Regions from separate parts of the Homo sapiens genome. Here region 2 is linked to region 1. The links are chromatin loops, found by intact Hi-C in ENCODE. Cell type or tissue: ascending aorta. All regions are shown on one strand. Each heading gives the region's core, and the rest is flanking DNA. Links, peaks and the distances in the headings are about the cores only.

Evidence for each region. Hi-C counts contacts between places; a loop is a spot of excess contacts. Peaks named below come from ENCODE experiments on the same cell type or tissue, not always from the same donor. Only the 100,000 strongest peaks of a DNase experiment are listed, where the experiment ranks them.
Region 2: it touches region 1 in a loop (19-fold over the local background); 11 of 110 quality-filtered maps call a loop at or near these places.

The regions. Positions count from the first base shown.
Region 1 is chr3:151,280,351-151,285,732 of GRCh38, reverse strand. All of the region lies in intron 16 of MED12L (mediator complex subunit 12L), which reads right to left. Among named protein-coding and RNA genes, the nearest start is that of P2RY14, 4.5 kb to the right of the region's middle. RefSeq lists a silencer at 1,418-1,712. In ascending aorta, for the core only: a CTCF peak has its summit at 2,607 (motif pointing right); a DNase peak (open chromatin) is centred at 3,947; H3K27ac peaks cover 576 bases.
Region 2 is chr3:150,785,724-150,791,105 of GRCh38, reverse strand. No RefSeq gene overlaps it. Among named protein-coding and RNA genes, the nearest start is that of SIAH2, 25 kb to the right of the region's middle. RefSeq lists a silencer at 3,043-3,102. In ascending aorta, for the core only: a CTCF peak has its summit at 3,155 (motif pointing left); a DNase peak (open chromatin) is centred at 3,125.

The DNA of each region.
Region 1 (5,382 bases), core at 208-5,207:
CATTGGGGATTAGATTTCAATATGTTTTTTTCTTTTATTTTTTTTTTATTTCAATAGGTTTTTGGGGGAACAGGTGGTGCTTGGTTACATGGAGAAGTTCTTTAGCGGTGATTTTTGAGATTTTGGTGCACCCATCACCCAAGCAGTGTACAATGTACCCAATGTGTAGTCATTTATCCCTGGCTCCCCTCCCATCCTTTCCCGAGTGCCCAAAGACCACTGTATTATTCTTTTTTTTTTTCTTTGAGACAGAGTCTCACTCTGTCACCCAGGCTGGAGTGCAGTGGCGCAATCTCTGCTCACTGCAAGCTCCGCCTCCTGGGTTCACGCCATTCTCGTCCTGCCTCAGCCTCCCGAGTAGCTGGGACTACAGGCACCCGCCACCACACCCGGCTAATTTTTTGTATTTTTTAGTAGAGACGGGGTTTCACCGTGTTAGCCAGGATGGTCTTGATCTCCTGACCTTGTGATCTGCCCACCTCAGCCTCCCAAAGTGCTGGGATTACAGGCGTGAGCCACCACGTCCGGCCAGTCCACTGTATTATTCTTATGCCTTTGTATCCTCATAGCTAAGCTCCCACTTATAAGTGAGAACATATGCTTGGTTTTCCATTCCTGAGTTACTTCATTAAGAATAATGATCTCTAACTCCATCCAGGTTACTGCAAATGCCATTATTTTGTTTCTTTTTATCAACACATAAATATTAGAGGGACACAAACATTCAGACCACAGCACCACCTCATGACCACTGAGAATTAGACAAGGGTAACCAGCACAGCTGTTCCTTAAATGGCTCATTCAAAGACTAAATATAAAATTTTGGGCTGGGCACAGTGGCTCACGCCTGTAATCCCAGCACTTTGGGAGGCCAAGGTGGGTGGATCACCTGAGGTCGGGAGTTCGAGACCAGCCTGACCAACATAGAGAAACCCTGTCACTACTGAAAATACAAAATTAGCCAGGTGTGGTGGTGCATGCCTGTAATCCCAACCACTTGGGAGGCTGAGGCAGAAGAATCACCAGAACCCGGGAGGCGGAGGTTGTGGTGAGCTGAGATCACGCCATTGCACTCCAGCCTGGGCAACAAGGGCGAAAACTCTGTCTCAAAAAACAAACAAACAAACAAACAAACATACATAAAAAATTTGGCCTCACTGATTCTTCATTCTGATTAAACTAACAGGTCCACACATAATAGCCTAAGAATAACTGTTGTGCTCAAATTATTAATTATAAAGATATGCAGCTCTCTACAGCATTAATTGCCTAAAACCACTATTCTAGTCAGGCCACCAAGGAAATTAAATTACCAAGATAACCACACAACCCTCCCACAACCCAGAACTAAAAATAAGTGTGCTTAGCTAAAATCATTTGCTGGGCAGAGATGACTGATCTACATAATGTCAGGTGCGGCTTATTCTTTGGGTAGAAAAAAAAAAACAAACAAAACTCTACATGTGATCACCCATAGCACTTCCTTTGATTTCAGTTAACCCTCAGTCAAGTTCCCTGAAAAGTCAACACCACAAATCTTTCCTTAAACTTGCTGAGGCCATGCTCCTCCCACACATCGTGGCAGGATGACAAGCAGCACTGTTTATCAGAACAACTGTGGGAAAGTTTATCTGACAAAAACGAAGTATGTTCTTACATTCATTAAGTTTCATTCCAGCTCACTCAGTGACTTCCCAAGGCCTGTTTTCCTAACTTGTTCTATCACTGTATTAAAAAGCTGAGCAGTTAGGGTACTGAGTAAATAAACTGTCTGATAAAGCGGCGTGTCATCCTCTTAGTTACCTGTCCTAAGTTGAATCATTATGCAGGTCAGGGATTCAGACATCTACAAAAGGGATTCAAAAGTGTACAACTACAAGTGATTAGATGATTTAATACACTTGGGATAATATTATTTAAAATATTCATAGTCATTGTTCTCAGATAATTTCCATTATCTCATTTATCTTTACTTGCAGAACCAGAGCACGGAGTTGGAGAATATTCTCTGTCTTCCCCATATTTTGGTTACAGATATTCAATTAACAAATACTTCTGAGTATGTACTATGGTAGTGAACATCACGGGTACAAAACAAAGCCAGCAAGGACGGCTAGGCATGATACAGAAACACAGGCCACATCAGAAGAATAATGACAACACTGAGGTATTAGGGACATGTCTAAAGACGTGGTGAGTCTTGCAAGCAAATGGGAACAACAGGAAGATAATCAGAGATGACACATTTGTGAGACCTCAAGGTGAAAAAGAAAATGCTTTCCTCTGCTTCCTCAGCATCTTTCCAAAAAAAATACTGAAAAGAGAAAATACACATACAAAAGTTTTTGTTTTGTAACAAAGTTCTAAATTCTGATTCTTTGCTAACATCAGTCGAGATTCAGTCCTTCTGATTTTCAAGATTTAAACCCAATCTAATGCTAGCAATACAGAAAATCTGTTTGCACACTTCAACTAATTGGGATTAGACAATCAACCATGACTCAACGTTAGTATCCACACCAAAGTGAGGTTTTGTGAACTGCCTACAATACATGTACAAATTGCACCTATTAATTTTTTTAAAAACTGTTACTTCTTTCAATCTACCAGAAGGGGGTGATATTGTACCAGGCATTTGTTTCTCCATTGTAATTCTCAGATGAAGGCAAGTGCACAATTGCCAATGAAGTCCCATGTCCTGTCATTCATTGCAAGAGGTTTAACAAAAAGGCATTATTTTATAATGTGGTGACTTATCTCACATCTTAATGATGTAATTTCTGCCCCCTTTCTCCACTACTCTAAATCAACAAGCTGGTAGAACTGAATGCTTCACATAGGGAAACATAAAAAGGCATGTCTGCATTCAATGTTTTCCTATCAGATTACAATTTTTTCAAAACACTTTTTCAATTATTTTACTACAAAGCTCAAAAACTTTACAGCACACTAAATTAGGAAGTCCTGAGCGTGACATTTTGGATCCCCGACATTACGCGCTCCTCCACCTTTGCTGGCTTTCCTAACATTAAACCTTGGCTCACATCATTCTTTTAATACAGTACTAAGTTGACTTTCACCCCCATTCTACAAGTAAAAGAGCCATCCAACAAGAAGCATTTTGGATGCTAGTTCCTTCAGAGATCCTATAGAGGACAATTTCCAAATATGCTTCCTTTAAATATCCTTGTACACTGTACTTTCATAAAATGTTTACACCGGGCCTTTACTAAAATCCTCTACATTCTTACGTCAACATCTTTCTCAACAACCAGTGGAATCCTTTCGGCAGCCATGCCCCCCAACACATACAAAACACACACACACAATTATAAATAACTTGCCAGCAAAACAAACAAACAAACAAAAAAAAACAAAAAAAAACTAAATTATATAACCCAGCAAATATCTGCTATGGTTAAAATAAATTCATTGAAAATGTTCATATTTATCTGAAAATCCATCAATAGGTACTGATTAAACAAATTATGGAATACTACAAAGCTACGAAAAAGAATAAGGTCTATACAGGGCTCACATGAACAAGTCTCCAAGAGAGCAAGTGGGGATGAGGCCGGATGCGCTAGTGTCTTACTCACTATGCTCAATAAAGCAACCAGGGAAAGGCAGGGGAAGGGCAGTAACAATGAAGTTGTCTCTGTACTTACTTTAAAGAAAAATGATTTCAAAAGACATATGGTAACAATTATGCATAGGTGAATTCCGGGGTAAGGAGCAAAATAGGACATTTATGGAATCAAAATGTAAGCCAGCCAGCTATTTATGCGCAGTCGATGACGGCCTGGATAGAAACTGACTGGAAACAGTTACAGACATATTTGGGGATTACGTGTGTTAAACTCATTCTATTTGTAGTATGAATACACAAGGGATGTTTATATATAACCAGTCCTATTACTAATAAGGCAGAGTCCTGTCTCTAAATGGTATTGGAGAATGTGTGAGCACGTGGGGTGGGCTAGGGGTGGTTGTCATATCAGGGTTATGTTGAGGGCTCTGAGAAAAAGATTAGTCAGGAGGAAATCACAGTACTTTAATCTTAGGATTCCACCAAAGGAAATGGGAATTCAGAACTATTTAGCATAAATCAAAACACCACAGATAAAAGGAAAATATTGACTATTTTAGATTTTGTTTTTTAAAAGATTCTTGCACACAAGGACCAGGCCCTCTATTATTTTAATTATAATGTCGTTATTGGCTATGTTGTATTATGCCTGGTGTCTAGTGTTGAAAAGAGTCATTACCTACGTTGCTAAAAGTCATAATAAAATATCTTTTTATTTTTTATTTATTTATTTTGAGACAGAGTCTCACTCTGTTGCCCAGGCTGAAGTACAGTGGCGCAATCTCAGCTCACTGCAACTTCCACCTCCCGGGTTCGAGTGATTCTCCTGCCTCAGCCTCCTGAGCAGCTGGGATCACAGGCGAACTCCACCATGCCCAGCTAACTTTTTTTTTTTTTTTTTTTTTTTTTTTGTATTTTTGGTAGAGATAGGGTTTCACCATGTCGGTCAGGCTGGTCTGGAGCTCCTGACCTTGTGACCTGCCTGCCTCGGCCTCCCAAACTGCTGAGATTACATGCGTGAGCCACCGTGCCTAGTTTAAAATATCTAATTTCAAAAACATATGAAGATAGAATAAATATTGTCAGGCTAAAATATTTTTTCAAACATTAATACTTACTTCCAATTCTAATAAAGGAAAATGTGTACAAGCTAAACTGTGATTTAAGCATATCCACAAAATGTACAGCACAACCTAAAGACTACTTCAAAGTCCAGTCCTGCTACTTTCTAGCTTAGACAACTGTTAAATTTTCTGAGGCTCTATTTTCTTACTTGTGAAAAAAAGGAATAGTTACTTCTCCAAGGGTTGCCAGGTGTTTTGGCTGTGAAAAGATCTAGTAGGCACAGAGTACGCTTCAATCGAGTGTACGAGTATGTGCATTTGAGACGATCCAATCTTTCCAGATGAGCTTTCCTTTCAAGTGCCTAGCTGTCTGCCCCCTACCCACCCCTCACCATCCTTGTACTGCTACGTGCCAATAAAACCACAGAACAGAGGTCACAAGCTGACTGCTCACAAGCCCAATACAGTGCACACTCAGGTTTTGTTTTAGCCCACAGGGTATCAGGTCTACACTGGTTTGTAAGGTATTCGATTTAGACACCAACAAATGAAATCAGAGGAGACATATAAAGGCAGTAGCAGTGCACAGGCTCCAGGATCTGCCCAGCTCCAGCAACCTGATGTAACATCTCCATGCCTCAGTTTCCTTGTCTATTAAGAAAAAGGTGGGGAAGAAGTAGTAGACAGACCTACTTTACTCATGGAGCCATTGTGAGTAATCAAGCTAAA
Region 2 (5,382 bases), core at 191-5,190, 490 kb after region 1:
CATCATCTTGCAACCATAGGGGTAAGTCAGCTTGAGGACGCTCCATGTGGAGGAGAGGAAAGCTGAAAGAGGAGTGGGAAATAGAGCTAGACCCCTCACTGAAGCACATCTGGCTCCCCCTGTCTCTCCAAGTGCAACATGTGCTATGATCAAGATGTGTTCCATCTAGAGGCTCTAGGAAAAGATTTGTTTTATTTCCTTTCTCAGCTTCTAAAGGCCCTCTGCATTCCTTAGCTTGTGGCCTCTTTCTCCATCTTCAGAGCTGGCAATGTTGCAACTCTGAACATTCTTTCATAATCACATCTCCTTCTGACTACAACTGGGAAAGGATTTCTTCTTTTAAAGATCCATGTGATTAGATTGAACTCACACCAATAATGAATACTGTCCCTATCTCAAAGCCCTTAACCAAATCACATCTGCAAAGTTCCTTTGCCAGTAAGATAATGTATTCACAAATTTCAGAGACTTAGGACTTAGACAGCTTTGGGCGGGTGTTATTCTGCCTACCATACCACCTCATAGTTCCTTCAGGCTCAGATCCACACTTTGTAGTTATATATTTCCAAACTCTAGATAGAGGTCAAGAAAGTCAGGAAAAAAGCATTTCCACAAGAATAAAAAGAAAAAAACTAAGTGGATTCAGCAATGTGTTCCATTTGATGGGTAACAGTCTCTCCCTGGATTAAATAATAACTGTTGAAAAGGTCCTACAGGCTAATGTTAGCTAAAAGAGGGCTGAACAAAGCCCAAATTAAACTGCGTAAATTCCCTGAGGTCTCTGGAGAGTTTTCTGTATAAAAGGAAGGTCACAGGTGATATTGTATTTCTTATAACCCCAAGGACACAATAACTTTTATGTCAAACTGGAAATGAAATAAAATGCTGGCTTCTGAAAATTCATCAGATCAAGGAGAACATCTTGACTGGACAATGAGAAAATTTATAACTCTTCAGTCACCTCCTCGATCCTTTTAACTCTGGGGATTGCCATTGAATAGCTAACTCAGTCATGGAAATTAACTTATCCAGTCAAAAGGAAATTGTCTGCCTAAGGATGAACACAGAGGATCTGGCTACAACTAAAAACTCTTGCTCTCCTAGCTTGGCTACTCAATAGAAAAGGAAAGGGAAGTGTGAAAACATCAAATAGAAGAAGCAGTAATGAATTTTGCCAGCTACCTTTTTTTTCAATAGTGAGCAGTGCCGAGAATGAACATAAGGAATCAGTGCTCAGCAGACCTGGATTGTAGCCCCGCTGGGACATTAACTAGTTGTTAAGACTTTGGTCAAATGCCTTAACCTTCTGGGGACCATGTTTCCTTGTCCTTTTTTAAAAAATTTTAAAAATATTGACATGCATTTTTTAAGATGCATTAAAGAAAAAATTCATAATACTTCCACCACATAACACACACATATGCACACACACACACACACACACACACACACCCCTACTTCCTCTTATTCCACCCTCCAAGGGTGGAACGTCTAGTGAGTATCCCCTCGATACCTTTCTCCATGCTCGCATGCAAGCAGATATTCCTAAAGAGTTTGAATTTTTTGTTCTTACAAAAACTGAATCATACTATGTTTAAGACTCCACAATTTCTTTTTTTTTTTCATTCAACTTACTATGGTGATCCTCTAGAACAATTCATATAGATCTAATTCATTCCTACACACTAATTTAAATTGGAATTATGAATATACCAAATTACATTTATACCAAAATATATCCTATTGAAGTACAGTTCAGTTGTATCTCAATTTTGTTTTGTTTTGCTACTAAAAAATGTGCAAAAATCATCTCAATTACGTATTTCTATGTTCTACAGCTTTCATATCTGAAAAATATACTCCTCAAAATGAGATTTGGGGCAAAAAATATTTTTAAAAATTTTAATAAATATTACTATACTATCTCCCCAAGAGCAGTAATAATTTTCAGTCCTACCTTCAGTATATGAGAAGGCCTGTTTTCCCTCTATTAGCACTGTATGTCATTAATCTTTTTAGTTTTTGCCACTTGATAAGGAAAAAATGGTATCTTGTGTTGTTTAATTTGCAATTTTGAATGCTAGTAAGGTTGTTCATCTCATTTCTTAGTAAACTTTAGTTGCTAATTTAGGTTTTTACTCTGTACAGACACTATTCTTATGAGAAAAATGGAGGCATATTTTGGACTAAATCTCTAGCAAAATCACCGTAACTGTTATCTGGAATACCAGTTTAGCCAGAAACCAATCAGTACCTGAAAGCAGTCTGTAGCTTGGCTGTTGTATAACACCTCAACCCCATTTTAAGGAAGATCTTCAAAAAACTTCTGGAGAAGTCTAAATTGCAAACGATGATCACCACCACAGAGGCAGGAGTAATGGATGCCAAGTTCAACATAAACTTGTCTTTGACACCAAGGCATTGCCAAACCAGGAATGATGGCAAAGCTAATAGTGACTTCCTGAAGCACTTGGTTGAGAAGCATTCCGAGGCTGATCAGGGCTCAGCAGAAAAAGAGATGGAGTAGCAATGTGCGTTGGGTGCATACGAATATAAAGGAGCAATATCTCAGGTGAGAGCCCTGATATTGTCCCCAATTGGAATTGATACCTGGGCTCAAAGGTGCCCGGAGCTCTTTGATCTGGGTAGGAGGAAAGACTCATTCCCCATCCCTGCCATCACCTCCTCCTGAGACCACACAGGACCAGGGGTGTCCTCCTCTCTCTTCCCCAGACCTCCCATTCTTTGACTCTGTTTCATTTTATCCAGAATTCATCTGAATAAAAACGTTATTGAAAACGGAGAGAATACAGAAATTTTCTACACCCTAAATCCACTAGGAATGGACAGACAGGGCTGGTAAGGGAGAAATTAAATGACATTTGAAAATCTACAGACAAGAGAAATTGTAGGCAAAATGACAGACATAAAATCTCTGGCTCTCTTCAGAGAATTAGCATTCAAATCACAAAAGACAAAACAAAACAAACAAAAAGCTCTCAGTGCCAAAGCTTAGAATGCCTGCATTTCAGCTCCATCCAGGAATGGTGCACATTTTCTCTCCCAAAATGTGAGTTGGCCAGGCACTTCTCCGCCGCCTCACGCCTCCCCGTGACTGCGCTTCCTTTATCAGGACGTCGCCTGACCCCTAGTGGTGGCACCGCCTGCAGCTGCACCAGATAAGCTTGTCAAAATTCTAATTTGCTGACAGGTAGCAGCATTTCCTTAGAAAAACTAATGTTTGTACATTACCACAGTAGAAAATGGGTCTCTGACTTTAAGAAGATCTTCAGAAAGGTAAACTGCAGAGAAATTAACAGAGATGCCTAAACACCAAAGAACACAGCAATCTTTGTCATATGACAGCAATACATGACATTTTTCCTGGATCAGTAACAGCCTCGATCTCCCAGGCTCAAATGATCCTCCTGCCTCTGCCTCCTGAGTAGCTGAGACTACAGGTGTGCGCCTCCACCACAAACAGCTAATTTTTTTATTTTTTATCTTTTTTGTACAGACAGAGGTCTCCCTATGTTGCCCAGGCTGGTCTTGAACTCCTGGGCTCAAGCAATCCTCCTGACTCAGCCTCCCAAAGTGCTGGGATTACAGATATGAACCACTGCACCCAGCCAGGCCTATCTTTAAAAATGAGTAAAAATCCTCTGGTCCTGCTCAAATTTTTCTTTTTTATTATTTTTTTTTTTAAAAAAAAAAGGAGTAAAGAATTGCATCCAAGATAAGGAAGTCTCCACGTGTCTACACATTCATCCAAACCCACCTTGCTCAAGACTTCATGAAGTAGAAAAGCCTAGAAACTAGACATTCACAGTCCTATAAAATTCATGTGCCTTAAACTGATGCCATGAAAATTAGTTCTAAATGATGGCCAAAGGCAATAGGGAAAAAATGCATTTGTGAAATATTTTAGTTTATTTCATGAAGCATTAAGTAATGTATGAAAAGAAGTTGAAACTGAGACAAATGATCTTAAATGAGCCACAATCTTGGTCTATCCAGAATTTGCCTGCAAACCCCACCCTGCCCTTGTCAGAATGACTCAGACTTGGGTTGACTGAGCTTCCAAGGTGAAAGTCTCAGAAGCCACAGTTGAAGGAATCTAGGGTTGGCAAGGTTTCCCAGGTCCCCCTCCCACATGCCCCAAACTGGTCTCAGGTCCAGTTTGCTCTCAAAAGTAGGGTAACTCCTACTTTTTTTCTTTGAGATGGAATCTCTGTCTGTTGCCAGGCTGGAATGCAATGGCATGATCTTGGCTCACTGCAACCTCCCCCTCTCAGGTTTAAGCAATTCTCCTGCCTCAGCCTCCTGAGTAGCTGGGATTACAGATGCATGCCACTGCGCCCAACTAGTTTTTCTAGTTTTAGTAGAGATGGGGTTTCACCATGTTGGCCAGGATGGTCTCAATCTCTTGACCTCGTGATCTGCCTGCCTCGGCCTCCCAAAGTGCTGGGATTACAGGTATGAGCCACTGCGCCCGGCTGACCCCTACTTTTAAAAAGGGCAAAAGATCTGAACAGACACCTCACCAAAGAAAGTATACAGATGACAAATAAATACAGTGGTCCCACCTCAACTACGGAACATATGTTCCAAGACCCCCAGTGGATATCTGAAGCCACGGATAGTATGGAACCCTATTATACTATGTTTTTTCTATCTAATAATCAACATAGCTCCAAAGTGACTAATGGGCGGGTGGTATATACGATGTGAAGACACTGGACGAAGGGATGATTCACATCTTGGGTGGGACAGAGCAGGACAGAATGAGATTTTGTCACACTACTCAGGACAACACGCAATTTAAAACTTATGAATTGTTTATTTCTGGAATTTTTCACTTAATATTTTCAGACTTTGGTCAACTATGGGTAACTGAGGCTGCAGAAAGTGAAACTGTGGATAAGGGGGAAACTACTGCTTATGAAAAGATGTTCCACATCATTTGCCATTAGGGAACTGCAACGTAATAAATAAAAGTTGTATTGGTCAACTTTATTGGACAATCAATATTCATGAGCCTATACTGATATAAATAAATGATTGAATAAATAAATAAATTTGGAAGAATAGACAAATCTCCCATGCAGAATAAATTCCAAATAATTTATTACATAGATGCTTCTCGTTAGAGAAGTAGAGCACAGCTTCCCACTCCTTAAGTGTGGGCTGTAACATAGTGACTTCCTTTCAAAGTGTAGAGTGTAAAAAAGGCAGGGGGCAGTGAAGGGGAGAGTAATATTAGGCGGGGCACAGTGGCTGACGACTGTAATCCCAACACTTTGGGAGGCCGAGGTGGGTAGATAGCTTGAGCTCAGGAGTTTAAGACCAGCCCGGGCAACACAGAGAAACCTTGTCTCTACC